Linked DNA regions of Homo sapiens: regions 2, 3, 4, 5, 6 and 7 are each linked to region 1. Evidence: chromatin loops called from intact Hi-C (ENCODE). Cell type or tissue: sigmoid colon. All regions are shown on one strand. Each heading gives the region's core, and the rest is flanking DNA. Links, peaks and the distances in the headings are about the cores only. Region 1 has its middle 5.7 kb from the start of LINC01489. Region 2 overlaps ARHGDIB (Rho GDP dissociation inhibitor beta). Region 3 holds the start of MGP (matrix Gla protein). Region 4 holds the start of H4C16 (H4 histone 16). Region 5 has its middle 130 kb from the start of ATF7IP. Region 6 overlaps LOC105369673 (a long non-coding RNA gene). Region 7 overlaps PTPRO (protein tyrosine phosphatase receptor type O).

Region 1 (4,364 bases), core at 227-4,226:
GCCTCCGGGGTTGGGGTAGGGGGTGGTTTCAGTCCTCACTGCTGCACTATGGGCTTTCCTGCATCTGATGCTTAGGACATGGACTGACCATGCTACTGGCTGTGAGTCACGCCATTGGCTTCTCTGGCTCTCCAGCTCGAAGTCAGTCTAACTGAAACTTCACCACTGTGATAGTGTAAGCCAGTTCTCCCCATATATATCCCCTTTTGTATAGCCTGTTGGTTCTGTCTCTCTAGAGAACCCTGAATAATACAGATTTTGGTACCAGGAGTGGTTCTTGATAAACAGAATTTTAAGGATAAATTTTCTTAACTGGTTTTAGGGTTTTTGAAATGGGCTGTCTAATCTGATTAGATATAAAAATGCTAAAGACTCTGCTTCTAACAGTACAGAGAGCACAGATAGTCCATGGCATGAACTGTTGTACAGAAAATAAATATATTTGATACTCCTAATTCACCACATACATGAAGCAAGACACTTGGTAACCCTGTGACTGATACTTTCAAACATTTGTGAAAAACCAAGGAATATAATAATGCTAGTTGGTTGTTCCTAACACCACTGGACAAAGTGATGAAAGAAAATGGGAGGAAAGTGGAAGAGGGGTGAGGGAGAAAAAATTACTGAGTGGGTACAATGTACATTATTCAGATGACAGTTACTCTAAAAGTCCAGACTTCACCATTTGGCAATTTATCCATATAACAAAACTACACTCGTACCCCTTAAATTTATACCAAAAAAAGAGAGAAGAAAGTGATGAGCCCATGGATTTGAATTCTTGGCTCTAGGTGCTCATAAACAGCCTAAGAGCTTCTAAGTGTGCCCCGAAGAAGAACCTTCTCTCCTGTAAACACAGGAAATTGTTGAAATTGCTGAAAATCAAACAAGCCTTCATCATGCAATGGTCTGATGTACAATAAACACAAACTCTCAGCCTCTCAGGTGTCGACTATTAAAGTGAGGACATTGATTGGGAAAGACTGTTTTTGTTTTTTTTTTTAAGTTGGGATGGAGATGTGTGGGAGAACCCTGATGAGGCTGGAGACATCGGGCTCCTAAATTCTGATGAACCCTCATCCCTAGTGGCAGTAGCACCCCCATCTCAAGCCCCACCCCCAGTGATATTGGCCTTTCCACCTGTGTCTGAGGGGATTAACCCTTCATTGTCTGAATAAACAGTAATGGCCTCCCCTGAGGGAGCTTCCAAGCAAGACAAGGCTGATTCTCCTCAGGACCCACCTTCACCTCCTCTCTTTGCTTCTAGCCGCATAACCAGACTCAAGTCCCAGCAGACCCCTAAAGGTGAGATAGAAAGTGTGATCCACGAGGAGGTATGCTACACTCCAAAAGAAAGACTTGAGTTTTCTAATTTACACAAGCAGAAATCCAGGGAACACGTGTGGAATGGATATTATGGGTGTGGGATAATGGTAGAAAGAACATAAAGTTGGATCTAGCTGAATTTATTGACTTGGGCCCACTAAGCAGAGATTCTGCATTTAATGTTGCAGCTTGGGGAGTTAGGAAAGGCGCTAACAATCTGTTTGGTTGGTTGGTTGAAACACGGATAAAAAGGTGGCCCACTGTGAGGGAGCTGGAGATGCTCTTCCTTGGTTTACCATAGAGGAAGGGATTCAAAGGCTTAGGGAGATGGGAAGGCTGGAGTGGATTTGTCACTTAAAACCTGCTCACCCCAACTGGGAGGGTCCATAAGATATAGCTTTCACCAATACTTTGGATGGAGGTCCAAACCCCAGAAATAAGGTTTTGTGACTGTTATTTTGAAAGTGTGCAAAAATCTTGGTTGCTGTGACTTGTGGCAAGGCAATTCATATGCTATAGGAGAGGCTTAGCTACTGCTTAAAGGTTGGAGGTGAGGAAGTAAGCCTGGTTTCTTGAGTGTTGCTTATGGCTTTACTCAAATTTTCCTGAAAATATTTCTCTTAGTTCTTTATGCTGTGTAATAATTTCTACCAGCAAGACTAGGAGAATTAAAAAAAAAAAAAAAACAACAAAATGGATTCTTCTTAGAACTGGGCTTAGACTGCCATCTTGTGGATATTTAGCTTCATATTCTAGTGCTGACAAAAACAGGTAAAAGTAAGTGTACACATTGTTTTTTAAATTGACAAGCAGAAATTGTACATATTTTTGGTGTACAATGTGATGTTTTGATATATGTGTACATTGTGGAACAGCCAAATCAAGTAACTTAATTATACATTACCTCACATACTTATTTTTTGTGGTGAAGACTGAAAATCTACTCTGAAAGCAATTTTCAAACATACAATATATTGTTATTAATTGAAGTCATCGTGATTTACCATAGATCTCTTAAACTGATTTATCATGTCCACCTGAAATTTTGTGTCCTTTGACCAACATCTCCCCAATTCTTCCCATCCCCTGGTTTTCAGAAAACATCATTTTATTCTCTGTTTTCATGCGTTCAGTTTTTTCGCACTTCATGTATAGGTGAGGTGAGATCATGTAGTATTTGTCCTCCCGTGCCTGGCTTACTTCACTTAACATAATGTCCTTTAAGTTCATCCATGTGGTTGCAAATGATAGGATTTCCTTCTTTTTTAAGGCTGCATAGTATTCCATTATGTATATATAGCATATTTTCTTCACCCATTCATCCATTGATGGTTGCTTAGGTTGATTCTATATCTTGGCTATTGTGAATAATGCTGCAATGAGCATGGGAGTGCAGATACTTCTTTGACATACTGATTTCATATCCTTTGATATATACCCAGAAGTGGAATTGCTGAATCATATGGTGTTCTCTTTGTAACTTTTTGTGAAACCGCCATATTGTTTTCCACATGGTTGTGATAATTTACATTCTCCCCAAGAGGTGCACGTATATTCTTAAAAAATATTAAAACTAGAAAAGACTTTATATTATTCACCATATGCCCTGATTTTATAAAAGAAAAAAACACTTGAGGCTGAGAGGATAAAATGACTGGTCACCCATGAAATAAAATGAGTTGGTCAATTTGATGGGCCATTGTGATACATCAGCTATGCTTTCCTTTTGAGCTCAGTAATGGAGTAAGAAGGGGTAAGACATAGATTGGACAGACATAAGATTTGGAGTGAGAATAGGATGAGACTCAGAAATGGGATGAGGGATGGTTCTTAGTAATTATTTTATAACAAAATTAGTGTTTCAAAGGCAGTGTAAAAATACTTTCTTAATAAAACTAAAGAAGAGCTTATAAACAGCAAAAGTCTCCATTATACCTTTACTATTCTCTCCACCTCCTGAGGGCAACTCTGTTTCTATTTTTAACCCTCTCATAGTTACCACTATAAATTTAAATAATAGGCTTATGCCTTTATTTAAACAATATTTATATCTTAATATAAAAGATGAGATATTAACTTATTCCCTGGCTACTTTCCCTATATATTCTCATTTCCTAAATTTGATACTTATTTATTTTTACTTTTAGATCTCCTATGGGTTATAATTTTAGCTGATTTTTCTTCTTCCATTATCCTGAATCTTTGCTTATTTAGGATGAGTGCCTTTACCCCTAACCCTTCTTTCTAACTTTCCTCATTCTAAACCTCTATACTCCCCATTCTGTCAATCACTTTTCTTCCACCTTCTCCAGGTTATTGGTACTAACATTCTGTACACTAGCCATACATAAACCTCCCATGGTTTTCCTATAGTTAGATTCTATAATAAAAGCAAAACTAATCAATAGCAGTTACATTGTTATGATGTATGCATTCTTTTTTTTTTTTAAATAAAGCAGGACCCTTCTCTATTCATTCAATATCTGCACTTTCGGGCTACTCAGTGGAACATCTTTTCAATACCAAGATCAAATGAAATATTTTTCCTTACACCTCATCAATTATATAAAGTCTTGTCAAATTTGTTGTTTTATTCCTTCCTGATTTTTTTGATTCTTTTAAAAATCTTTTACCAAAAGAATAATATGCCTTTATCATATTTTCAAGTTTTTCAACTTTTACAATTATTTGGTCTATTGCACCAAATCCCCCAACTGTTCTTGGGGAGACATCCCTATTAGAGCCTCTGTCTCACTGGCCTACTCTGGATTGTTTTTTTCCAAGCTTGTAGAATAGCAATGTCATCCTAGACACGCTCTTTTCTGGATCGTATTTGTGTTTTTCTTTCTGGAATTGTTTATAATCATCTTTTATCACTGGCGCTCTAAAATTTATAGTTTTTTAAATTCATCCTACTCAGCAATAAGTGGTCTCTTTTCTGGTGAAAACTTTTGTTTTTCTCAGTTTAGGGATTTTTTTCCCCTGCTGTTTCTTTAATAATATCCTCTCCTCCAATTTTTTCTGTTTTTTTTTCT
Region 2 (4,364 bases), core at 177-4,176, 49 kb before region 1:
GGAAATCATAAAATGCAACATTGCCAAACTGGTTTAATTATCGAACATTTTGATTTTTACCGTTTTGGGAGAGAGGAGTGGTTCATTAAAACATTGGCCCAATATTCTTCATTGTATTTCTCCTTTCTCAATGGTCCCAAGAATGGCCTTGAGCTTTCCCTCTCCAATACTGCTGACCAAGAGACCATCCTTGTCTTAGGAAAAGTTATGAAGATACCAATAGAGCACATTATGTAAATATCTAAAAACCACAACCTCAGAGATGATCCACTTACCATATAAAAAACAAACAACAAGGAGGAAAGTGAAAATTCATGTCTAGAAGATGGCTGTGACTGCAATATAACTGAAATAATGGGTGAAATTCACTTGTATCTGGCAAGTATGTTGGATGTCTGTCATTTTCAGACGTTGTCTGAGATCTTGCTATTTTCCCAAGCCTTTCAAAGAAAATTCAGTAACGCAGAATGAAAATGTGGACAGCCCAAGAACTTTGTTTTTCCATGATTCATTTCACCTGGGACTGACCTGGGTTGTCTGTTAATTTTACACAGTCGTTATGTCTATACAAACAAATTAAAGTGGACATTGCATCATTAGCCGAAGAGCTTGGTTATCTGTTCACCAATGTGAAGAATTAAAGCATCTTCAAATAATTTTTCTTCAACAATAATTATGGCTGTCCTTTTGTGTTGGACACAATAGTTCAACCAATCAACCAGTGCTATCTTTTGTTTTGTTGGCAGGGAGGTGGCAGAGCAGTGAACTCTGCCAGCTTAGATTCTTGACTGTCACAGGGTAAATCTGTAGTATAAACCTATGAAAAGCTGTCAGAAAAAAAATTAGCATCATCAAAGAGACTGTGATAAAGCCCAGGCTTTCTAATACTGTGAGTCTCAAATGTAGCTCATAGGAATAGGGAAAATAAATGCACCTTTCTAGATGTCCCGAAGCTTATCCCTTTCACCTAGTGGGAGAAAGACCTAAGAAGAAGAATTATATTGGTGTAGCAATAAGGACTTCAAGACAAAGAGTCTACCATCTCACCAGCGCTCTTCAGTGGGTCCATTTAATATAAATACATTTGGGGTGGGTGAAATAAAACTATGAATATTCATAGAATCCTCTTCTTCTGCCCACATCCCCATCCCTATTGTGTCTCCCACTCCAGGGGGAAGAAGCCTTGGTGTTATGAATCAAAGTGAGAGCTGTGGAAGTCAGAGATACCACATTTCCTTGGGAGGCAGAAAAAAAGTTGGGAAGAACCTAAAATAACAATCGTAGGTCAGGTTTTTAGAAAGTGCTAAGAAGTTTGGGAGGAGAAAAAGAACATTGAGTGCAACTAACAGAGATTGTGAAAGAGGACTTAACATGTGTTACTTGTGTTATAAATGCAAACTTTCTTGGACATTTTTCAAGAGACTTCAGTGAAGATTTAAGTTGTTTTTCAAGGATTTTTGACTTTGATCTGGCATTTCTTCTAATTGTAGCACCATGCTGGGACAAGCCACAGGATGGTTCAACTTTACGTAGGTTACCCAGAGAGCCATCAAACCTCTGAATTAGAGAGTACTCAAAAGCCCCTTTCTGTGGCCTCCTCCTGCATCATCCTAATGTGTAAACCTGTCCACACAGACCCACATACCACATTCCTCCTCCACCTCCCCATCCAGAGGAGAAGCCCCTGTTCCAGAGCTTTCCTTTGCATCTTAGTCACGTCAAAATTTACCTGTCACATTTCATTTGAGGAAACCTGGTTTACCAAATAGACAAATTAATGCAATAGCATCAATGATTAAAAATGAAACTGATGTGCAACCCATTCTAGGCATATTTTGATATAATGCCTTACCAAACCTTCAGGTGCTCCAATAATAAATAATATGACAGGAAACAAGTAAGTGAACCCTAGCTCAGTGTCCATTATAGAGTAGGCATCAACAAATATTTCCAGGATGAAATTATTTTCAGTTATATTTGTATGGGGTAGGGAGGTCATCCATAAACCCTGAATCATATCCTGTACCTTGGGGAAAAAAGTTCCCAGTGTGCAAATAGAGAGAGCAGATGGAGTCTTCCTTGGTGGAGCCCAGGCCCTGGAGACTGAGGCTAAGTGGGAATGAGAGGCCACCAAAGCAAACATAAACCACGAAGTGCAAACACTGCATTTCTAACTTATTTGTTTTCAAAGTCAAAGTTATTTTTCTTGTGATTTTGGCTGCTCATTGGGATATATGGCTCATTGGGATATATTAGATGTCAGTTTATTTCTTATTTAGTTTCCTCTTTCCTGGTTACCTGTTCCACAACTATAATTGTAATTTCCAGTTCTTTAGCAAAGATCACACTTCCTGGATTTATATAATCCTTGAGCAATTAGAGCTGAGGCCCTGTCCCATTTTCTTTTCCTATTGGTTGATTCACTTGTTTGTCCACTTTTCAATATATATTCATGAACTATATGCTATTTACAAAGTTTTGTGTGAAATATTGGAAAGGAGAGATGTACAATTTCACCCTAGATTGAGGTGCTTATATTCTATGAAGAAGAAATGACACAGGTGGTACAACACAAAGCAGTGTGTGCCTCGAGGATGTGTTTGGAGTTCACAGAGGGATCCCATTGGCTTAAGAGATAATGAAGAGTTTAAGAAGTCCTGGCTAGGAAAAGACAGGAGGCAAACGTGGGTCTCAACAGGTAGCCCTCAGGGCTGGGAAGAGGACATTCCAGACCCAGCTTGGGGGTACTAGGGGAGAAACAAACAAAAAGTACCTCAACATGATCATGCAAGAAATGTAGTCACTGATTAAAGAAAAGATTTAAACTTTACAAAAACACACAAGGCAGGATACTTACTTTGAAGTGAATTTTGACTCTATATTCAGAACCTTCCTTTAACACAATGGTTTCCTTTTTGAGGGCTTCCAGATCTCCTGTAGAAGAAGATTTAGAGAGAGTTTATCCTCAAAAGCAGATACACAAGTTAATAAATGACTTTTAAGTCCCGGAAAAATTTGTTGGGCCCACGAGGGCAACATGGTTCACAGGGCCCTCAATTCACAGAGTATTTGAGTTTAGTCCTTGCACACACACACACACACACACACACACACACACACACTTAATGCCTGAAATCTTACAGCTCTGTTATGAAAAACATGAGAGTTTCCCTGCCCCCAAGTTTGATGACAATGCTAAAAATACACAAGACATTACAAATAATGAGTTGTGAAGATAAATCTTTTTTTGGTCCATTTATTCTCTCATTGAGAATTATATTACTGGTCAAATGAAGAGGTTATTAAAGAATATGCCCCTTACCCCTCAAATAAAACATATAAGAAAAATAGTATTTAGGAGTGTCAGCTATTTGTTTTTATAGATTTGGTGATGTTTGTGGCATTTTCTAGCTTTTAAAATTCTACTTGTTTTTATTCATTTTATCACTTTAAGAAAATGTTCACCTTTGTGTTTACTCTTGTATTTTCATTTGCAATTTCATACTATTTTTCTTAAGGAATATCACTGAAGTTATAAAAGCTTCAGGTTCCATAAAACCAGGATCTGTCCCAAATTCCTGTACCCTGATTAAGGAGGTAATCACTCTCTATGCTTTTCTTCATGCATAGCAGCTTGTTAGTGACAGAAAACCCAATTTGGTTTTCCTCTGCTGGGAAAGGGGACAGAGACCAAGTTTTCCTTGCAATACTACCAGGTCCTGCTGAAGAGAACAGATTTCTTTAGCGCTAATTCAGACCTTATCTTGCAAACTGGCAGCTGTACCTGGTAATATTAGGAAGACTCTGAGTTCTGGTGAGAGAGCGTGAGTTTCTCTCCTGGAGAGATGTCAGCATGTCGGGGTAGCTGAATGTGTGTGTGTGCCTGCTCTAATGATTTCAGTTGAACAGGAAGTGTGCCTTCTCAGCCTCTGATTTCCTCCCTCTGACAAAAAAGCCCATATAAGGTAAAGACTGGCTGTGTCCTGTGAGAGGGGAACTACTCTGCTGCTAACTAAGCCAACTGTTCTAGACTTGTGCTTTGTCTGTCTCACAAGAGTCCAATTTTTTCATTTGGTAACTATTTTTTTTTTCCACTAAAAACTTGCCTTTGAAGGCCCCAATCTCCTGGCTCCGTGCTTCTCCTCTCATATCCCCTCTGATGCCCATTTCCTCCACAATAACCCCCTTCCCAGTCTCTCTCCTCCTCAAGCCCTAAGTCTCAGGGAAAGGCTTGACCCTTAGTTACAATAAGGTGAAAGAAAATAACATCTTAATTTGTACGCCTTTAGTAGGAGACGTTGTTTATTTAACAAGAATCAGAGTTTCAAGCTAAAACAATTCAATCTATAGCAGTGGAATTTCTA
Region 3 (4,364 bases), core at 281-4,280, 110 kb before region 1:
AGAAATAATGTATATGATGAAAAAGCTGTTTCCCACTCCAATTCAGATCTGTGATCTACACTGGGAAAAATGACCACTCCTCATGAAGTTTTGTTACTGACCTCTCTTGGACTTTAGCTCTCCATCTCTGCTGAGGGGATATGAAGGTATTTGCATTTCTCCTGTTAATGAAGGGATCTTAGAACAGAAAATAAATAAATGCAGTTTTAGCGACACATAGCTGGAAATATTTCCGTGAATATTCCTTGACACAAATATATTTGAAAGTGCCTTAACTTATGCAACTCATATAAACGGAGATTGGCAAAAATTAAAGGAGAGTATAAAGTAGATTTCATTAACTTCCTGATCAAATGAAATCAGTAATCAATCCATGTGTCTTAGAGACTTGTCATATAGGCTTTGTTGGTTTTGAGTTTGGACGATCACTTTGCCTTTCTTAATTTCTGTATTTCTACTTGGTAGATTTTAAATTCCTTTTGAGGAGAAATTCTCTGTCCTGAGGATTTATGAAGCATAACTAGATTGCCGATACATGAACAGTTTAAACACTATAAAAATAATGAATAAATTAAAAATGAGAGTGATGTGCCATTTCCTCCTATGCTCAGTCTTTATAAATCCAGCTATTCAACAGCAATCAGCTGGCTGGGTGTGGTGGCTCATGCCTGTAATCCCGGCACTTTGGGAGGCTGTGGTGGGTGGATCACTTGAGGCCAGGAGTTCGAGACCAGCCTGGACAACATGGTGAAACCCCATCTCTACTAAAAATACAAAAATTAGCCAGGCATGATGTCATGGGCCTGTAATCCCAGCTACTCAGGAGGCTGAGGCATGAGAATTGCCTGAACCTGGGAGGTGGAGGTTGCGGCGAGCCGAGATCACACCACTGCACTCTAGCCTGGGCGACAGAGTGAGACACTGTCTCAAAAAAAAAAACAAGAAAGAAAAACACAAAAAAACCAAAACAGCACTCAGCTTAACGTGGCGCCTGTGGTCTCCCAGCTGACTTGGCGTCCAGCTCTGTGCTTTACCATTTGTCATTACTCCTCGTTTTCCATCTGTGCAGTTGACGTGGTGCCAATTTAAAATTTCCAAATGAGATTTTATGGCTTCTAAATATGTCGCCTGTAGCTTAAATCCCATATTGCACTACTTCAAACTTAAAAAATTGCTCCTTTGGCAATTTTTATAGTCATTAGATTTAAAAATTTACTTTAGTTTTCCAAAAGAGGCCCCCTTTTCCCTCCCTGTTATATATCTTTCCATCTTGTTTATTTAAAAATAAGAAGAGGTTCTTTAATGCAAGGGATTTGAATAAAGAAGTTAAATATTCACTTACTAAGTTCATAAGATTCCATGCTTTCATGTGATTCTGAAATTAAAAAAAAAAGATTCATTATATCAATATTTATCCATGATTCATTATGTTATTATTTATCAATTTAGACACTGTGATAGTTTAAATACAGGGATGGAAGAAGAGGAAAGAGTCTAAAAACATGAAGAATATATTTAGCAGTGTGGTTATTAGAAATTTCAGGAATTTAGGATTTATGAGGTTTTTCTCTAGCTCTGGCCTTGCTGTGGATATCTCTATATTTTAGTTTCTCTGATGTTGAAGGAGGGAGTGGCCATTTTCAGCTAAAATTTCCCAAGGGCTATGACGTCTTCAGACAAGCAAAATAAGACACTTTAAGTGCTGTACAGAAGTCTCCAGAGAACCTTCTTCTCTGATTTATTCAGAGCCTGTTTGAGAACAGGGTCAAAGAGGATTAAGAAGGATCCAGAAGACAGCCAGGTTTCTCCAGGCAAGAGAACTACAGGGCAGTTGCTCTGCTGGGCTTACTAGGGCAGGTTTCTAAGAGGGTTCCGAAAGCCTCTTAAGAACCTGTGTTAAATTGGCAGCCACAGAAACCACTAGCTCCAGCTGACAGCTCACCCTGGGCACGATGCCAGTTCAGAGAGAGAACTGAAACGATATCAAAGCCGAAGTTTTCTTCTTTCTGCCACTCTCCTGAGCACAGCAGATAAATTTTGGAATAAGAAGCTTCTATTAATATTTGCCAGCAAGTGAATTTTCTTCAAAACTTAAAAAGGAGGTGAAGAAATCAAATCCTCTAATACAGAAAATTTGTGAATACAAGAGTGAGAAGCATAATCTTTATGGTTGTTAATGTAATTTAAATTTTAAAACAATGAAAATATCTAGGTAATTGAAACAAAAGACTGAAATAAGTAAATAACTTTGCTTCAGATTTCCTTTTATAAGCTTTGAACAAATGCAGGTATATTTAATGACATATAGAAAACAGGCAAAATTTATTTTCTGACAACAGGAGTTATGAAAATGATTCTTTTCTAAAATTCTTTTGATGTAAAACTTTATTTTAAAATTAATTAACTGAACAAACATAGTAAGTTCATGAGATTGTCCAGTCCCTAGAAAGGGCTATACTTAATACTTCACATAAAAATGGATTTTCTCAAAGGCAAGTGGTTTAAACAATACCCTTAACCCATTGATACCAAAGTCTAAATAAATATCCTTAAAAATGAGGATGCAGGGGGCTGGGAATTTGGTATCTTCTTTCTGAAATATGAGTTTCTAGATATACAGAGACTTACCACTGAACGGGTTTGCCTGTTAAGTTGCATAAGACTCTGGATATTTAGGATATAAAAAAGACTTAATAGAACAGATCAGTTTCTGCGGAGACTGGGAAATGTGAAAGTAATGGTACTTTAAGATTATAACAGAGAAAGGGGGAAGAAGAGGAGGAGGGAGAGGAAAAATAGAAGTAAGCCAAAGTCAGAGGCAGAAAAGTAAACACAGAGAAATGGGAGAAAAGTTTCTCACCATAACACAAAGTTACTACCGCTAAGGCGGCCAGGATGGCAAGAAGGATCAGGCTCTTCATGGTTTCGTCCTGCAGGTCAGTCTCAGGGTCTTGTGTAGCAGCAGTAGGGAGAGAGGCTCCTACGGGATGTTAGTGGAAGGCTGTGAGGTTTTTATAAGAACCAGAGCAGTTGAGAGGGGAGGAACCAGTGGGAGAGAGCTGGAGAAGGTGGGGAAGGGTTGGCACTGAACTAGCATTGGAACTTTTCCCAAACAGTCATTCCTTCCAGATATTATCTACTCTGAGTGGGCAGTTTTCCCTAACTGCTGGACCTGACTGTGTTACACAGGATGCTGCTCTGGTGCAGAAGTTTTGGCCATCGTATGCTTGGGGACAGACCTGGGCAAAAGCCCACAGAGGAAGTTGCCACAAACACATGATCTACCCTCCTGGCCCTGACCGCAGGGCTTTTGGGTTTGGTCCACAGACAGAGCCCTAGTGTTCTGTTTGTTACCCTGATTGATTGATGAGAGGTTTTGGGGGAGAAAGGACTTCACTTTCTTTTCTTTTCTTCTTTTTAACCTTTGCCTCTTCTTCTAGGAGAACTTCGCTTTCTACACTGATTATAATTTAGACATCTTCCCAGTAGGGCTGAATCCTAGACCAATCTATCAATCCCAGACTAATCAGGCATTTGCCTGGGGATATGCATCTTTGGCATTTTTCCAAGGGTTCATCAGGATGGAGATATCCGGTGCACCATGAGTTCTGTTTCCTTAATCAACACCGTTGTAACTTGCCCATCCAGTTTTGTGACATTAATTCAAACCTGTGCCCTAGTCCTCTTTTAGGCAGCGTATCAGTGCTGGAAAGTGCAGCAAGGATAAGAGGGTACTGTTCTCTCATTTCTGAGGGCGTTGTCTCGATAATTAACTAACTTGATAGACTTTTTAGTGAGTGGCAGGTGAGATGCAAGGTACTGTGCTAGGTGCTGTGGGGGATGTACAGACAAACAACACACCTCCCTAAGGAGGTAAGTAATAGCTACTTACTATTCACTTTGCTCTTTCACTGTAATGTATCCTCAAGCACAGGTTTTCACTACACCATCAGGCCCAGAAGTACTAGCTTATTTTCCACAGGAGGATTTCAGTTTGATGCCTCTGGTTATCTTGTATAGAGAGGTCTTTTCTTTCTTTCTTTTTTTCCCCCTTCTTTTGCAATCACAAAATCTGTCCTACCAGATGTGCCTCTCTTGCTTGGGAACCCAATAGTTTTCTTTGCAGACAACAGACTTGAAGTCACAGAGCAGCAGATTGTAGAAGAGCTACAGCTTCGGGACCTCTGACTCTTGAGCTGGAACAGCAATAGGGCTGGGTTGGGGGTGGGGTGGATGTGTCTTTCAATACTGATGTATTTCAAGGAGCAGTGATGAACTAGGTGGAGCCTCATGCTTCATTCTTTTTGTCTTGTTGGGATGGAGTTTCCCTCCCACCCTCCATCCTGTGAAGAGCTTTTATAAAT
Region 4 (4,364 bases), core at 123-4,122, 230 kb before region 1:
TAAATATACAACATTAGGAGATTCTCCAAATACAACCTGCCTGGAAAATACTCTGGCATTTGTTTATGCTGCTTTTCCCCCAAATTTGGTGTGGCCTTCTTCAATGGGTCATTAGCTCAGAACAGATGGCACCTGTGCTCTTTGAAGATACCCATACACTTGGCTGACAAAATTTGTCCTTTTGTATACCAATAGCATTTGATTTATACCACTCTATTAGAGCAAACCATATGTGTACAACTACACGTCTTTCCCCTTTCTCTCCTAGAAAAATAGGAGTTTCTTGATGGCAGTAACTTGCTCATTTATCTCTGAATATTCAAAATATGCTTGGAAAAGAGGCATTAAACAAATGTTCAAAATTCAAAAGGGATGACTTTGCTACAGGATCAAATTTCAATGCATTCCATTCACTTTACATTTTATAATTCTTATTTTATGTAGAGATGGGGTCTCACTATGTTGGCCATGCTGGTCTCAAACTCCTGGCCTCCAGCAATCCTACTGCCTCAGCCTTCCCAAAGTGCTGGCATTATAGCCACCCCCACCCCGCCCCCCTCATTCACATTTTAAGTGAGGCATTACAGAGTTTTAAATCAAGTTCTTTAACATTTTTAGTAAGCAATTTTACTATTAATAGTAAACTTCAGAAAATCTTGATCGTTTTCAGTTTGAGATATTCTGTTCAGTTATTGAACCGTGTGACCCAGTTTTGGTTTGGAAGATATGATTACTGTCAGGACTGGGTACTTACTATACCATAGGACTCAGAGTCACAGACAAAAATAAATATTTCTTGGGTTTAGATAATTAGGTTATATTTTATAAAGAACAAAACACAAACAAAAAAATAACTATGCTACAAGGGAAAATATAAGTTCTATTCTAATCAAAGAATTGAGACCACTACAAAAATAAAAAAAAACCCCAAAACCATGAAATATTTAAACAATTCCATATAAGTTAAATACTTAAGGAAGAGTTTTAATTGTCATACAAATATCTACAGTATTTCTATCCTCCATCGGGGCCCTAACTTTCATCCTTAATTTATGTGAAACCCAAAATCACTCATTTGGTCATGCAACAAATATCGAGGGCACGAAAGTATGCCAGACTCTATTTCTTTTAAGTAACTCAATTTTTCACTTGCATTAAAGAAAATTGAACTTCTCCGAGTGTCTCACTGTCTTAGAAATTAAACTAACACCAGTATTGTGTACTCACTTGAAGTCTTTATGGAGTAGGAGAAAGTACTTAGAAATGACACGTCAGCAAAAAGGAACAGGGGAGCCTTCCTGGCAGAAGAAGAGGCAAATGTCAAGATCTAGCGGTGCGGAATCCTTCGCCAGCTGGGTTCCAATCTTGACTCCAGTTCTTTAACCCCTGGGGCTGGGAAACTCCCTTAGAGTGACTTCAGCCCACCGCACCAAGGAAGCTATATGACTTCTTCATGTTTAGAATAGCTAGAGCAAGACCAAGCGTGGTGGCTCACGCCTGAAATGCCAGCACTTTGGGAGGCGGAGGCGGGTGAATCACTTGAGGCCAGGAGTTCAAGACCAGCCTGGCCAACATGGTGAAACCCCGTATCTACCAAAAAAAAAAAAAATACAAAAATTAGCCAGGCGTGGTGGCGCAGGCCTGTAATCCCAGCTACTCCGGAAGCTGAGGCAGGTGAATCGCTTGAACCCGGGAGGCGGAGGCGAGATCGTGCCACTGCACTCCAGCCTCGGTGGCAGAGCTAGACTTGGTCTCGAAAAGAAAGGAAAAAAGAAAAGGTAGAGAAGGGGCAGATTAGTTAACGCGGCATGGATCACACCGCATCCTGGGGTGCCAAGCCTAATGAGAAGTTAGGAAGGACAGAGCCAGGAGTAGAGCGAGGCTGTTATACGGAGCTTTACCGGAGGCCGGGGCGACCCCTACGGCCTGGACGCAGGCTGATCACCAGGTCTTCCGCCCCCTACCCTCGCCTACTGGAAAGTGCGCTTAACTGGTAGCACCAGCCCCACCTTTCTCCAAGACCCTCACTACACCCCGGGAGTACCGGGTAGGACCACGCGCTTGGTAATCCCACAGCTGTCTCTCTTACATTCTCACTGAACTTATTAGAACCTAACCCGCCACCCGTTTCCCTTCTAGACCCCCAGGCTGCTCTGAACAGGGCCTTTACTCGGAAGCCAGGGCTTACCTCCCGGCTGCGATAGGGTTATTTGTGATGGGCATGACACTGCTCGGAGCGGGGGATTCCCGGCAACTTGGCGACCTGCAGGTGATCTGGCCTTTCATGCCGGCGTGACCCCCACTGCCTGCCTGCCAACTCCACGCCCGCCGCCAGGTGGCCGAGCAGGACGCTACCCGCTTGGCGTAGGCAACTTTACGCAGCTGGCTAAGAGGGAATCGCAGGGTGTCGCGAGTTTCGCCCGGCCGCCTTAATCTCAGCATCTGAGCTTGGTCACCTCTCACTCAACGTCAGCGATTAAGTAAAATAGTACCCAGTAAGACTACGCGCCACACTAGAGCTGCATTCAGCTTTCGGGCTTGCAGGTAGCGGCGTGCTGCGACCTCCCATTTCCTGCGACTTAGCAAGCCCTGCACACGCACGAACCGCCCTTGACGCGTGACGCTCACCCCTGAAGGCCAGCAGGAAGTCACCTAAGCCCTGATTTACATGGAAGCCATCCGATACGTGCTTATGGGCCAACGACTCGGCCGCTTAGAAGACCATGACCAGTTCTAACACTAGGGCTTTGTACAAGCACTCTTCTAAACAAAATCCGGTGTCTGGATTTTGGGAGGTCACTACTGCGTTGCGCGGCACCTCCAGGGTCGTACCTAAGCACAGGCGGAACCCCCTCCTTGAGGTCTAGTTCTCCCCGTGCCCGCCAAGTCTAATCCCGAGCAGATGCTCGGGCCGCGAATATCCCATTTCCGGTATCCGGAAGGCGACATCAAAGGGTTGATATTTACCCGTTATCTAGGAAGTGTTAACAGCTCTTTCTGTGACAGTTTGGGGGCCCTGAAAAGGGCCTTTTGGAGTCTGTAGAGAAGCTGTGGGGACAGCTCAACCGCCGAAACCATAAAGGGTGCGACCCTGGCGTTTCAGCGCGTACACCACATCCATGGCCGTGACGGTCTTGCGCTTGGCGTGCTCCGTGTAAGTCACCGCGTCACGGATCACGTTCTCCAGGAAGACTTTGAGGACTCCCCGGGTCTCCTCGTAGATGAGACCAGAAATGCGCTTGACGCCCCCACGTCGGGCGAGACGGCGAATCGCCGGCTTTGTAATGCCTTGGATATTGTCCCGCAGCACCTTCCGGTGGCGCTTGGCGCCTCCCTTACCCAGCCCCTTGCCACCTTTACCTCGCCCAGACATTCTGAAATCACAGCGCCTACTCAGCAGAAAATCGGGCTGCCCACTGTGATTGCCAGTCGCAGACCAGGGCTTATAGTCTCTCGATGCGGACCTGTTTGAAAACATCAAAAAAGTGGGCGGAGCTCTAGGCCCCACCTCTGGAGACATGCTATAGTTGTTAAGTCCAGGAAGCAGTCAGCGAAACCAGCCTGATTTTTTTGTTGTTTGCTCTTTTGGGAAAATTTTTTCTGATGTTTGGAGAAAGGTTCATGGTGATACGTTTTAAAGTTAAAACAGTATGAGCTAAAAGAATTTATATTGCCTTTTCTCAGCGCTTAAATAAAAGTAGGCCAGATCCTATGCACGTTCCTTGTTCTGTCCCTCCCTCCTTCTGTTTTTTCAAACGGAATTCCTGACTTACTATGAAACTCTATAAAAACCTGAAAAGCTTTACATCCGAGATTTCAAAGCAATTACTTAAAATTTAAAATTTTTCACACGTGGGTCTTCTGAAGACATAGTAGGGGGAGAGGACTTTTTTCTCTTTTACGGCCCTGCAGATAATTAAAATTCTTTCAATTGAAAAAAGAAAGTGCAGCTTCCCGTCCCCCACCTACACTCCACCCCCACCTCCCCCCGACCCCCGCCATTCCCCTTTCAGCTGCTTCTGCGCAATTTGCAGGTTTTCCTGCCCTGCAAGAGCCTGTGTGCTTTTCAACCAAGTAACTTCCTGTGGTTATTTAGTTGAAATATTGTCAATGTCTTATGTCATTCAAATCTCAGGTTCTCATCTCACATTTTCCACTTAAAAATTCAAAGTTCTTGTAAAACAATGGATGCCACAATCATGACTTGGAATAATGATTTCTACTGCAAATCCCCTCAGGAGGTTCTGAATCCCTTCCTTTCTCAAGAGAATCCCTGAACAAAAACGAAAGTTTCTGTAAGGTGTCACCGCTCTTCAAAGGTGTCAGGACCCTGTCTTCTCTAAAGGTTTTACTGTGTTAAAAAG
Region 5 (4,364 bases), core at 231-4,230, 760 kb before region 1:
TGCAGCCTCTCTAATGACTTCTCTGCTAGCATTACAGATATATCACAAACTTTATCTGTCCTCCAAGCCCAGGTTGACTCTTTAGCTGCAGCTGTCCTCCAGAACCACCAAGGCCTCGATTTACTCACTGCTGAAAAAGGAGGACTCTGTATATTTCTTAATGAAGAGTGTTGTTTTTACTTAAATCAATCTGGCCTGGTATATGATAACATCAAAAAACTCAAAGACAGAGCTCAAAAACGTGCTAATCAGGCAACTAATTATCCTGGACCCACCTGGCCACTCTCTAAAAACTGGGTATCCTGCTTCTTCCAATTGTTAGTCCTCTAATACCTATCTTCCTCCTTCTCTTATTCGGGCCTCGTGTCTTCCGGTTAATCTCTCAATTCCTACGAAACCGCATCCAGGCTATCACTAATCACTCTATATGGCAAATGCTGCTTTTAACAACCTGACAATATCACCCCTTACCCCAAAATCTTACTTCAGTCTAATCTCTCCCACTTTAGGTTCCCGCACCACCCCTAATCCCGCTCGAAGCAGCCCTGAGAAACGTTGCCCATCACCCCTCCAGACCACCCCCAAAATTTTCGCCTCAAGTTTTCACTACTCTTTCTCGTTTTAGTTCTTCATTATTAACATAAAAAGACAGGAATGTAAGGTCCTCTGAGCTGGCCACACCATGATCAAGCCATCGTGACATTCCCCTGTCCTTGTGATAATGTACTTTGTGATATTCCCCATCCTTGTGAATGTACTTTATAACATTCCTCCCTGCCTTGTGACAATACACCCTCCCTGCCCTTGTAAATGTACTTTGTAACATCCCCACCCCCTCCTTGTGACAATACCTCCTCCCTGCCCTTGTGAATGTACTTTGTAACATCCTCCCCACCCTTAAGAATGTACTTTGTAACATCCATCCCCTGCCCACAAAAAAAAATTGCTCCTAACTCCACCGCCTATCCCAAACCTATAAGAACCAGTGATAATCCCACCACCCTTCACTGACTCCTTTCTCGGACTCAGCCCACTTGCACCCAAGTGAATAAACAGCCTTGTTGCTGACACTAAGCCTGCTCAGGTGGTCTCTTATATAGACACGCTTAACATAGATATCATGTGGAAAGCATGTAAATTATAAGAATGTACCGCTTTTGTCTCATTTTATTTCTCCATTTACTGGATGCATTTATGGAAGGCACGTAACAGGTCTTTGTGGGAAGACACGGAAAGAAATCACAAAAGCAATTAAGAGAGCTCAAATAATGGGGTTTATGCAAGTTACATACAAGGATACTGCATACCTCAAAGACCCCAAAGTTTGTAACATCAATTATCAGGAATAAAATTATATAAGGTTACCACCAATAAACTTATTTTACAGTTAAAACAAAAGTTTTTCTCTTTTTTATCTCTGAATTGTTTATTTAAAGACAATTTCAATAGAAATATTTGATTTGGGGGAACTTCTAACCACTAAACAAATAGCAATTATCCTAGTATTGGATCATCTTTGTCTCCTATCACTATCATTTTCTTTCCTATTGCTTTCATTTTTATCTCTTTTCTTAGACATGGTTTAAACATTAATCACGTTTTAACTTACTTAACACTTGTAACAAGCCTGAGTTAAGTGCTATCATTATTCTCATTGTTTTGGTCGGGACGAAATGAAATATATTCAAGCTAGGTAATTTAAGGAGCTATTTAATAAAAGGAGCATCTAAAAGGTATGGACAGAATGTAGGATAACCCCAGGGGACAGCAAAGTGCTCTGGGTTTCACAACATTTAGGTACTGTTATCATCTTTAGGCCTGAAAGATATAGAAAGGATGTAAATACTATTTCCCTAACATAGAGTGAACTATTTTGGTAAGGGCTCTTGTTGGGGATATGACCTTCATTGAAGGGACAGAGCCCTGGGACCTCATAAGAAGGGAGCTGGGGGGGATAAACTCTCCAGCTCTACGCTCTTCTTTCTCTTTAATTTCCTTTGAGTGCTTCCCATTGCCCAGACCCAATTTGAAGCTAAAAGTCAAGATAGCTTCTTGATGCATTCCATATAGGTCAGTCTCTGCCTCCTAGGACACAAAGCAGAGTAGAGAAGGGTGGATATTGGTCTAGAGAGGCAAAATAAAAGTAGCATAATCACTTTACACTACAGTACTACTACACCATTCTGTCTCCAGCGGTGGGAGGTTAGAAAGGTAGGTAGATAGTCAACTATTTTATGGAGCAAATAGTAAAAATGTATACAGGCCTTCTGCAAACTAACCAAAAAAATAAAAAGAAAAAGAACGGGGCAAAAAATAAAAGCTTTTGATAGGCATATATCATGTTATTTTTGGAAACCACTATTAAGAACTGTAAGCTTCCTTGATTGTTACAGTGCTTAAAAGCATCCAGGAGATGGCAGCATTGGTAAGGTATTTAAAAATCAAATGTTAAAAATATTTTTCACAATTATTATTGATAGATAATGAGCTTCCCAAATGGAATAACGTTTTAAAGTATAGTTGGTCCTAAATAACTAAAAATGCAGAAATACTAAATTATTGTCAAATAATAGCGTGGCTTTATGCAGGTGGTTATTCAAGAGTACACTCACATGACACATGACAGTTCAGTAGATATTCGGACTGAAAATACAACAGATTACAACGGGGCTGAAAAATTTCTATCGCCTAATGAGGCCTAGGATAATGAGTGTGTTTGTGTCTTAGTTTGTTATTTGTTTCTTTTTTCTTTTATTTTCTTTTGAGACCTGGGTCTCGCTCTGTCACCCAGGCTGCAGTGCAGCGGTGCTATCTTGGCTCACTGCAGCCTCCGTCTCTGGGGCTCAAGTGATCCTCCTGCCTCAGCCTCTGGGGTAAGATTCCAGGCATGCACCATCACCCTTGGCTAATTTCTATATTTTTTTGTAGGGATGGGGTTTCACCATGTTGCCTAGGCTGATCTCAAACTCCTAAGCTCAGGAGATCCTCCCACCTCGGCCTCCCAAAGTGCTGGGACTACAGGCGTGGGACTGTGTGGCCCGACCTGACAAAAACAAGTTTAATAACTAGAGGCAACTATTCACAAATCATATACAAAATATCATATGTGAGATGTGGTGGCTTATTAAAATCTAGATATCACAGACATCATATCAGTTATGAGGCAAAAAAAATTAATCTGCCTTTAAATGTTATTTCTAAACTGTTTTAATCATTTCCAACATTGAAACATAAATTGTTAAAGATACACCTAGATGTCAATATTCTGGCCCAGGTACTTAACTGGGTACAGGAGACAAAATACTAAAAAACAATCTGACCTTCTAAACCCTCAGCCTGAGATGGAAACAGACAACTCCATTGAATTACAATTCGATCTGACTCTAATAGCAAGGTGCCATCTAAATGGGAGGGCCAACTTGCCTAACTCCACCTTGACAGACGGGGAAGGCTTCACCAGGGAGGGAGCACGGAGCAGAGATTTTGAGAGATGAGCCTGCGTTTGCCAGGATAACCACAGGGAGAAGGCCACTGCCTGCAGAAAGAGGAGCAGGCGTAGGGGAGGGTAGACATGAAACAGCACACCCTATCCCAATGGTTAACCAGAGGCAATATCGCTCCCGGGGGAGATTTCGAAATGTCTGGTAACATTTTTGCTTGTCACCACTGGAGGAGTGCTACTGGCAGCTAGTGGGTAAAGGTCAGGGATGCAGCTAAACGTCCCACAGTGCACAGACAGCCAACCACGACAAATGAATTATCTGACCTCAAATACTGCCACTGTTGAAAAACTGCTGTAACCGCAAATGGCATCTCTTTGAATGGCAAGGTTACAGAAAGGAATAGCAAAAATGCAGCGATGATCCAGGAACGTTTTCTAAAAGGGGGCGGGGATAAAATTAGGGAAGGTTTATTGACACCCCCCAAAAAAAAGAGAAAAAAAGAGAGAAAAGTTTAGATTTTATTGTAAATGTGAGAGAGAGCCAGACACAATCAGCTTTGCTTACTAGAAAGATTGCTGTGGCTGTGGGAAGAGAATGGACTGAGATGGCGACGCTGACAAACAAAGAAAATTGGTATTTTAACAATTTCACTTCTCTTTTCTTTATCAAGGGGAATATCTTACAAATGAAAAAATAGAAGACTGGTAAGAGGAAATTGAAACTCTAGATTGATGTCTAGATTGTAAGAGGGCAAGTAGCTGCTCCAGTGATTTCAAGATTTGTGATGAAGATAAATTAAACTGCCATGTCTGCGCCTCACTTCCTGAATCCCTCCCTCCCGCTGGCCTGCACCGCTGCCCCTCCCTCCTGTCTGGCGTGGTTCCTTAAAGCCCTGCATTTGACTCCCTACCTTGGCTCCCA
Region 6 (4,364 bases), core at 219-4,218, 270 kb after region 1:
TAGCAGCTATCATTAAAGCTCACAAAATCAAGTCATTCCCTAAGGTCACTAGCTATGCCAATTGATTCTTCTTGGGGCAATTGATTCTTCTTTTACGTAATAAGTGGATTAGACAAAATGACTCTTTAATATTCTATAACTACATAAGACAAAAGTTGTCCCTATAAACCAGCATCTCATACAAGTGGAGTTGCAGAGAAAGAAAATAATACTTGAGTTCTAGTCCTAACTCCACCACTGCCCACCAGGTCAACAGAGAAACCACAGATCCCTTCTGTGTAGAATTACAGGGTTGAGTGAATATGATCTCTGATAGTCTCTGATGCTGTTGGTACCAGACAAAAATGTCTGATACTTTTGGTCATGGTGGGCAGACAACATGTGAAAGCAGAAGTGAGTTCAAAGCTGGAAGAGTTCACCATATTTCAGGATCAACTGCTGAGACTTGGATGTCTGGCACCATTTTGATCAAAGGCTCAAACCTGTGCCTCTTGACTCTGGTGTCCAGTGCTGGGAAGTCTATTTGAGACACAGTTTTGCTTCCCTTGCTCTAGGATAAAAGGGAAGTTATAGGCTTGTATTAATTAAACGTCCGTAAAGTGTGGATGAGTGAGGCACATATACAATGAAAGTAAAAAGGGATGTAACCAACCTAAGGAAGGAGTTCTAAATTCCATCACCACACACTAGGCCTATATGAAGAGATAACACAATAATTATAGAAAAGGGATTATAAGCACCAGGACCTGAAAATCACCCCCCTCCTTTTTTTTTTTTTAATGGAGATAGAGTCTTGCTATGTCACCCAGGCTGGAGTGCAGTGGCATGATCTCGGCTCACCGCAATCTCCGCCTCCTGGGTTCAAGCAATTCTCCTACCTCAGCCTCCCGAGTAGCTGGGATTACAGGTGCCACACCCTGCTAATTTTTTGGGTTTTTTTTGTATTTTAGTATCACCATGTTGCCCAGGCTGGGCTCGAACTCCTGAGCTCAGGCAATCCGCCCGCCTCGGCCTCCCAAAGTGCTGGGAAAATCCCCTTTGAATGTCAGGGACAGGTTACCTAGGAGAAAGGCACAGCATTGCAAACATAAAATTAAGCAGTTAATTTCAGAGGAAAAGACTGAGTTTTAGAAAGCCCCTGTTCACTGGAAACAAAAAATGTGACCATACAAAAGAGCCTATAGCATCATTTCCAGTTTAGTCTAGTTAGTAGGGAGGGAATCATGATGTGTTGTGTGTGTGGTCTGGGCCTCAAGCCATTGGGAAATGCTTAGAAGAATTTGATCTACTATGTTTGTAAGTCTGATTTACTTGATTTACAATTTCTACAATTTCAGTACTTAGCAAGATGTTGTTAGATCTGTATTTGAGTGTTTAAAATAAAATCTGTATATATCTTAGTCAATTAAACATTTGAGATAATACAGATGTATTAAAGTTGTCATTGTAGTTTAACATATCCAAGGCAATTTTATTAAATACATAAAATGGTGTTGTTTGAAAAAGAATTTGATCTCACATATCAAATTCAGAAAAGCATTTTTTCAAAGTTACTAAATGTAAAAATAAAATAAGATTTATAATTCAAACTTAAAGTCTTGAAAATTTTTAATTTAAAAATTGTACCTTTAATCAAAGGAATATTGATTAAAATCCAAGTTTGGGATAGAATTCCTGTTCCTGAACAAAATCCCCACTGATATTATTCCTTTCAGCATTTGTCTTCCTGTAGTCTGGCTACCCCAGGCAAAGTGCAGCAGGAGGCAGAAGAATCCCATCATAAGTAGGTAGGCACAAATCTTTCACGTGTTTCTGCCCATGCCTGCATCTGTAGTGCCACCTAGTGTCAGAGAGGGATAATAACATTTTTAGAAGTCAAGGGTGGAGCATGAAACCCATTTCAATTCTCAATTTTTTCTTAAATTCTGAATGTGTGAAACTTTCCAAAATCGTGGTGTCTAAGCCTTTTTTCTCTCTGCTGTCTCATGGCATTTTGTGTTTTCTTGTTTATATTCCCATAGCACATTCTATTCATATCATTGAGTATATTTCTTAGCTTTGGGTTTAGTAAAACCTCTGCCTTCATGCAGCTTGTGCACTAGTAAGATTTCCACTTCTGTCATACTATTTATCACAGCTGGTTCATATCAGCATCATTTATATATGTCCACCTCTTTTATTGCCTGGGAGCTGTTTTCTCAATAGTGCCTCATTACTAAAGAGGGCCTTGCCTTGTGTTCAATGAATACATATGGAATTAAATAGATGAGCAAAAAAGAATATTGAGCATAATGTACAAATAAATTGATTTTATAGATTTAATGTTCCTTTCATCTTTGTGTATTTGGTCAACAATTATTTTCTTCATCTGTTTTATGCTGGAAGTCACACTGTTGTATACTTTCTAGCTAGAATAAGAGATAGGATAATGGAATTTCTCTTCTTTTGCATGAGAATGATTAGACGCTTATAAAAGAAAACGGTCAAGTCTACGATTTTTACAAAATAACATCATTTAGTCATCTTTTCTACTGTATTCTATTTCCTAATTTATCAAATGTTATGTGTCATGTGAGAAAATTTATTCAAGTACTACATACACAAACATCATCTTCCACAAACATGTCCTACTGTTAAATAAACATATCATTAATGAATCACAATGTTCAACTCATTAAAAGAAATTATAATTTTTTTAAAAGATAATTAATACTGGATGAGTTGAGGTAGAAATAATAGGTAATAATAATAGTAGTAGAATAATAGAAATAATAATGAATAAAAAATAATAGAAATATTTTATTTGATCCCAGGATACCTGATATCAAATGTACCATTTTAAGGAATCTTATATACTAGTCTTTTAAAAATGTAAACAATATTAACTAGATTCACAATAAAGAAGCTGATCTGCATAATTTTCATGTATTTGAAGCTCATGCAAATACAGAATGTAAAAACACCTATGATGTTTTGTTTCCTCATTCTAACCCCTAGAATGTGTGAATATGCTATATCACATAGCAAAGTCAGGCTAAGGTTGCTGATAAAATTATAGTTGCTAATCAGCTGACCTTAAAATAGAAAGTTTAGCCTGGCTTATTGAGGTGGGCCCAATGTAATCATGAGGATCTTTAAAAGTGGAAGAGAGAATCAGGAGAGAGCACCAGAGGTGGTAGCATGAGAAGAAGCTCAGCCTGACTTTGCTGGCTTTGCAGATGGAGAAAGAGGGCCAGGAGTGAAGAGGGCAGCCTCTAAAAACTGGAAAAGGCCAGAAAACAGATTCTTCCTAATAATTCTCAGAAAGAAACACTGCCCTGAGGGCACTTTGATTTTAGCCCAATATGTTAGTCCGTTATTGCACTGCTATAAAGAAATGCCTGAGACTAGGTAATTTATGAAAACAAGAGGTTTAAGTGGCTCATGTTTCTGCAGGCTGTACAGGAAGCGTAACAGCATCTGCTCCACTTCTGGGGAGGTCTCAGGAAACTAACAATGATGGTGGAAGGCGAAGGGGAAGCAGGCATGTCTCACATGGCTAGAGCAGGAGGAAGAGAGTTGCAGGGAGGTTCATGGAGGGGATGGTACCAACCCATTCATGAGAAACTGCCCCCATGATCCAATCACCTCCCACCAGGCTCCACCTCCAACACTGGAGATTGCAATCGAACATGAGATATTGATGAGGACACAGATCCAAACCATATCACCCAGTGAGACCCATGTCAAACTCCTAATCTAGAGAACTGCAAGTTAATACATCTGTGTTGTTTCTTTGCCACTAGATGTGTGGTAATGCGTTGTGGCAGTGATAGGAAATTAATTCATTCCTACACCCTTCTACTAAAGAATGATAGAAACTGTTGAAATTGCATTCCATTAGCTGTCAATATTGTTTATATTAAGTATTTAAATTAGGCTGCAAAAGTCAGGCAAGGAATAAACAATCCAGTCTTTTGATAGCAATACCAGAAGGATTTCATTAACTTGGGATTTCCTAACATCCAGTTAGTGATATATTGAGAAAGACCAAAGATCAAACCCCTATTATGGAATAAGAGTTATAGTCATTTATTTAGTATATATACATATACAAATTGTTCATATACAATATATAGTATATATGAGCAATTTACTTCATAACCTCACTCTTTCTATATATATGTGTGTGTGTGAACATATATATATTTATACATATATACATATATGCATTTTTTTCACATATATATTTTATACAGACGTGTGTGTACATATGTGTCTGCACACACACACACACGCACACATATATATATAAAATCCGGAACAAGTAAAAATATAAGATAGCAGACAAAATGTCTCAGTTAGTTACTGGCCAATCTGCATTT
Region 7 (4,364 bases), core at 199-4,198, 580 kb after region 1:
TTATGGAGGCTGACAAGTCTGAAACCTGAAGGGCAGGCTGGCAGGCTGGAGATCCAAGGAAAAGTTGAGTTTGCAGTTTTGAGTTTGAAGGCAATGGGGAGGCAGAATTCCTCCCTCCTTGTAGGACCTGTCTCTTCTCATCAGGCCTTCAAACTGACTGGATGAGGCCCAGCCACATTACGTAGCATAATCAGCCTTCCTCAAACTCTACTTACGTAAATGTTAATCACATATGAGAAAAACACCTTCACAGCAGCAGACTGGTGTTTGGCCAAGCAACTGGACACTATAGCCTAGTCAAGTTGACGTCTAAAATTAACCATTACACCACGATTTTAAAGTCTTTAATATTGTTATTTATTCTGATGCTCTCTTCATACATTTCTATTCTTAGAACATTATTGGTCATATATGTAATTAATTGGGTGGTAAGTCCTGACATTATTTACATATTCTGGTAGGAAAATACAACTTACTCTCTAGGGCTCTGTTTTAAGTCACAGGCTTAGACTGTATGTTTTGGACTAACATTTGCTCAAGCAGTGGCCCGCTGGTCCAATTTACTTCCTTCTTCATTTGACAGACTTCAGATATTACCAGTCCTCAGTCCCATTCTGCCCCCTACATCCTCAGGGTCAGCGTCAGGGTTTCCTCATCAATTTTCATAGAAGTAGTGTGCTCCCATGCCTGATTTCAGGATGTATGCTGGACCTTTCACATGGCAGCCCTCACATTTTTTTGAAATACATTGATAGTTAATTGAGACTTAAGGAAAAAAATGTTCCTAACTCTAATGAGAATTCAAGAGGGTATGAGATGGCCAAATCACCTTGGTCTAGATAATTCCAGCAGCTGAACTTGTACTTGTTCTGTTTATATTAATGCCTAGTATTTGTATTCATTTTGATACTGACATTGAAATATCACATTCACATTGAGAAATCACATCATTTATAAGCATTTTGCAGATTGAAACTAATGTCTGGATTTATAGATACTACCAATACAGCCATAAGTCATACATGAAGCTATATGAGTTACTAATTTGTGTTTACTGAATAAATTTCTTTTTTACTCTGAATCTGATTTTAAATCTGCTAGAAAGATTGATTATCCTTCTGATAAAAATATACACCGTTCCTTTAAAAGTCTTGGGACCCAGGGATTAAAATAGGTTCCTCATTTTTTACATTTCACATGGGAAAGATTTTGAAGAACCAGACTTTATAGCTGAAATGTGAGAGCCCAGAAGACATATCACATATTGCTCATTCTGCTATTAATGTCTGTGCTTAGTGTTTGATCAGGATACTAGTAAAGGCCCTCACCATCTCTGTTCAGACATGTGGCTGCAAAGATCAAAACAAAACTACAGAACTGGCCATGCAGTTCACAAGAGGTGACCTTTGATTTCTGGTAGTAGCTTTTACTTGCTATAGATGGAACCTCTTCTGTCAACACCACTGGCACTTTCTTTCTCCTCACTTTTTCCACCCCTTATGGACACGTAATCTAGTAATCTTAGTATTGTTTGAATAAACCCCCTTTCCTTTAGTCTAAACTAGTTTGAGCTATGTTTTTGTCACTCACAACTAAAATAATGTGTTTACTGGAAAATGACTTGTTGGATTTTTTGTAATCATGCGATTCAGAAACAGTAATAGTTATGCTTGGGTTTCAAGACATAATGTCCACCCTATCCCAAAGCAAACACCGAAAGCAAACTCTCACCTGCTGACATTGTTACAAACCCTAAGACCAGAATGCAGATTGTGCTCTCCTCAGAAGATGATATTGCAGGTTATGGGCTGAATATCTGTGGCCCCCCAAAATTCCTATGTTTAATCCCTAACCCCCAATGCAATGGTATTTGGAGATGGAGCCCTTGCTAAGTAATTAGGATTAGATAAGCTCATGAGGGTGAGGACTTCGTGGTAGGATTGTTGCAGGACTTTTCCTTAGTTCAGCTAAAGATGAGGTCCTTGTCCATCCCACAGCCATGAAAATTTAGGTTCACAGGCAATTTGGAGGGTGAGTAAAACAGGGTTTTATTCGGTGAAAAGGAAGAAAAGGGAGAAACAGGGACTCTCACTAGGCTGGAGTCCCTGCTAGAGCACTTCCCACTGGCAGCTTGAATCTCAGGTTCCACACAGGAAGAGGAGAGGCCAGGTTCCTTCCCCACTGCAAACATGGTGAACTTCCCGAGGCTCCACCTCTGTGAGCAGGCTAGTTGGAATTTCTCCAAGGACCCCCTCCCACCTGACTGTCTCAGGATCAGCCAAGATAAGATGCCTAAGAATGAAATCTACCTTGTTGCCATCTTGATCTTGGACTTCCCAGCCTCCAGAACTGTGAGACATAAATCTCTACTGTTTAAACTATCACTCTATGGTGTTTTGTTATGGCAGCCCAAGCCAACTAATGTAATGTATATGCTTGTGCTTTGCTTTCCAAGACCTGTATGCTTCAAACACAGCCAACAAAACGTAGCCTGCTACTGGGTTTGGGTGACCGTATTAGTTCCTATGGCTGCCATAACAAATTACCACAATTGTCGTGGTTTAAAACAACAGAAACTTATTCTCACAATTGCAGAGCCAGAATTCCAAAATCAAGGTGTCAGCAGGGCCACACTCCCCCTGAAGACTCTAGGGAAGAATTTTTCTTTGCCTCTTTCAGCTTCTGTTGGCCACAGCAATTCCTTGGCTTGCAGCTGCATAACTCTGATCTGTCTCCATCTTTACATGCCTTTTCCTCTTCTCCAGGATGATCTCATCTCATGTTCTCTAACTTAATTACAACTGCAAAGACACTTTCTCCAAATTAGATCACACTCACAGGTTCTGGGGGTTAGGAGGTAGACGTATCTTTTTGGGGATCACCATTCAACCCACTACAGATGACTGTATAGCCTAGAAGAAAAGGGTGATAAATTATATTTAGAAACAAAACTGACAAAAGAAAATTCAGAAATGATTTATGTGGGTTTCAGGTCCATCACTCCATAGTTTGTCTTCATAAAGATTTAAGCCAGTGGAATTTCCATATGGTTGGAAAGAAAATAACTTCAAAGCTGCTGAACTGGAAACTTAATATTTTATTTTCCACTTAGTGACAGGCTAAATTACAAAGGCTTCAAAGCATACTGTGTTTACATGCAGTTCCCACTTTGCTGCAATTCAACTTTGGCAACTTCCACTTACAGTGTTCAGCCAATTAAACCTCTCTTATCAACTTAGAGTATTTACAGCAGGAAGGCAACACACAATTAAAGTTCTGTCAGTTAGTCAGCTTCCACAATTAAAGTTCTGTCAGTTAGTCAGCTTCCACATGTGCTCAAACGCTCAGCCTCAATCTGTTTCCACCATTCCTTTTGTATCTGAGGCCTTTTCCCATGGCTTATCAGTCTGTCCCCAAAGCAAGAGAATTGGGGGAAGAGTTGTTGGTCTGCTGGCATAAATGGCAGAGGAGGAAGAAATTATGGAGCCAGGCAAAGCAAAACAAAGAATCATCACAAAAGTATTTTACAATGATCATCAATAGTGCTGTATTAGTATTTGTTGAGTTAAATTATTCCATTTGATAATCACTATAAAAAAGGAAGGTGTGGAGAAATTACTAGCCTTATCTTACAGGTAATTAAAGCAAAGTTTAAAAGAGTTTAACTACCCTTCCAAGAACATACAGTTTATAAGTGGCATGTCAGAATATGTGAGATATTTTGAAAAAATATCTATGCAGGCATTTTCTAAAGGAGGTAGATTTCTGAAATAATTTAAGCAATGGAAGCATCATTTAAATAAACTTATAACTACCAAAAGGAACTAACCTAAACATCACACTGATTTAGTTGAAATTTACTAAAAATAAGTTGCTTCTTACAAGAAAAATAGAGTCAACCTTTGAATACCCTTTAAAATGGAACACTCAGTTATAAAATAACAATGGGAAGCATCTGCCTAAATATATTTGGCAAGTAAGTGCCTGAGATGGAAAAAACCAATTTTGTGAGTTGAAAATCAAATGTAACATAGTTTGTATATAAAACTGACATCAACTTAGTCCAAAGAACTTCAGATATTGTCATCTTGAAAAGCCAAAAGAGATGAGGAATCAAAGGAAGAGAGAAATCTGGGCAATTTTTGTTGGTTCATCCATGTTGGCTACAGTCAGGCAACCCAATGCCATTAAGCGCAAGGTAATTTGCCACCAAGGATCTTCTAGTTAAAAGCATCAGAAGACCCAATAACTTGATTAATAAAGCATGTGCTTTGCAAAGAGCACTTGAATAAAGACACAAAGGGCATGAAACAGATATCCCTATTCAATCCTAGAACGTGGTCAAGTGGCTCCAATTCTCTTCA

Evidence for each region. A loop is a pair of places that touch in the nucleus more often than their neighbours do. Peaks named below come from ENCODE experiments on the same cell type or tissue, not always from the same donor. Only the 100,000 strongest peaks of a DNase experiment are listed, where the experiment ranks them.
Region 2: it touches region 1 in a loop (2.2-fold over the local background); 36 of 110 quality-filtered maps call a loop at or near these places.
Region 3: a loop joins it to region 1, with 3 times the contacts of the local background. A loop is called at or near these places in 3 of 110 quality-filtered maps.
Region 4: a loop joins it to region 1, with 4 times the contacts of the local background. A loop is called at or near these places in 22 of 110 quality-filtered maps.
Region 5: a loop joins it to region 1, with 5 times the contacts of the local background. A loop is called at or near these places in 14 of 110 quality-filtered maps.
Region 6: it touches region 1 in a loop (6-fold over the local background); 19 of 110 quality-filtered maps call a loop at or near these places.
Region 7: it touches region 1 in a loop (2.5-fold over the local background); 2 of 110 quality-filtered maps call a loop at or near these places.

Annotation. Positions count from the first base shown.
Region 1 is chr12:14,993,955-14,998,318 of GRCh38, forward strand. No RefSeq gene overlaps it. Among named protein-coding and RNA genes, the nearest start is that of LINC01489, 5.7 kb to the right of the region's middle. In sigmoid colon, for the core only: a CTCF peak has its summit at 2,079 (motif pointing left); no DNase peak of the experiment used is centred there; H3K27ac peaks cover 237 bases.
Region 2 is chr12:14,945,016-14,949,379 of GRCh38, forward strand. It overlaps ARHGDIB (Rho GDP dissociation inhibitor beta), which reads right to left. Exons shown (of 6, transcript NM_001175.7): 4 at 2,858-2,934. Among named protein-coding and RNA genes, the nearest start is that of ERP27, 8.7 kb to the left of the region's middle. RefSeq lists an enhancer at 4,053-4,262. In sigmoid colon, for the core only: no CTCF peak of the experiment used is centred there; no DNase peak of the experiment used is centred there; H3K27ac peaks cover 1,639 bases.
Region 3 is chr12:14,882,871-14,887,234 of GRCh38, forward strand. It overlaps MGP (matrix Gla protein), which reads right to left and starts at 2,984. Exons shown (of 4, transcript NM_000900.5): 1 at 2,861-2,984; 2 at 1,343-1,375; 3 at 102-177. The coding sequence starts at 2,921. In sigmoid colon, for the core only: no CTCF peak of the experiment used is centred there; DNase peaks (open chromatin) are centred at 1,931 and 3,071; H3K4me3 peaks cover 3,239 bases; H3K27ac peaks cover 1,072 bases.
Region 4 is chr12:14,767,712-14,772,075 of GRCh38, forward strand. It overlaps H4C16 (H4 histone 16), which reads right to left and starts at 3,420. Exons shown (of 1, transcript NM_175054.2): 1 at 3,009-3,420. The coding sequence starts at 3,373. The coding sequence ends at 3,062. It overlaps LOC105369669, which reads right to left and starts at 2,946. Exons shown (of 3, transcript XM_047429947.1): 1 at 2,189-2,946; 2 at 1,228-1,298. The coding sequence starts at 2,442. RefSeq lists enhancers at 2,046-2,641, 2,642-3,238, 2,903-3,232. In sigmoid colon, for the core only: CTCF peaks have their summits at 2,311 and 2,511; DNase peaks (open chromatin) are centred at 2,350, 2,600, 2,870, 3,460 and 2 weaker places; H3K4me3 peaks cover 3,292 bases; H3K27ac peaks cover 2,764 bases.
Region 5 is chr12:14,235,976-14,240,339 of GRCh38, forward strand. It overlaps the pseudogene MRPS18CP4. Among named protein-coding and RNA genes, the nearest start is that of ATF7IP, 130 kb to the right of the region's middle. RefSeq lists enhancers at 3,250-4,189, 3,344-3,423. In sigmoid colon, for the core only: a CTCF peak has its summit at 2,401 (motif pointing right); no DNase peak of the experiment used is centred there; H3K27ac peaks cover 682 bases.
Region 6 is chr12:15,267,303-15,271,666 of GRCh38, forward strand. LOC105369673 (a long non-coding RNA gene) reads right to left here. Exons shown (of 3, transcript XR_007063224.1): 3 at 1,637-1,840. Among named protein-coding and RNA genes, the nearest start is that of RERG, 48 kb to the left of the region's middle. In sigmoid colon, for the core only: CTCF peaks have their summits at 1,855 (motif pointing left) and 2,055; a DNase peak (open chromatin) is centred at 1,789.
Region 7 is chr12:15,573,141-15,577,504 of GRCh38, forward strand. All of the region lies in intron 19 of PTPRO (protein tyrosine phosphatase receptor type O), which reads left to right. Among named protein-coding and RNA genes, the nearest start is that of EPS8, 210 kb to the right of the region's middle. In sigmoid colon, for the core only: no CTCF peak of the experiment used is centred there; no DNase peak of the experiment used is centred there; H3K27ac peaks cover 732 bases.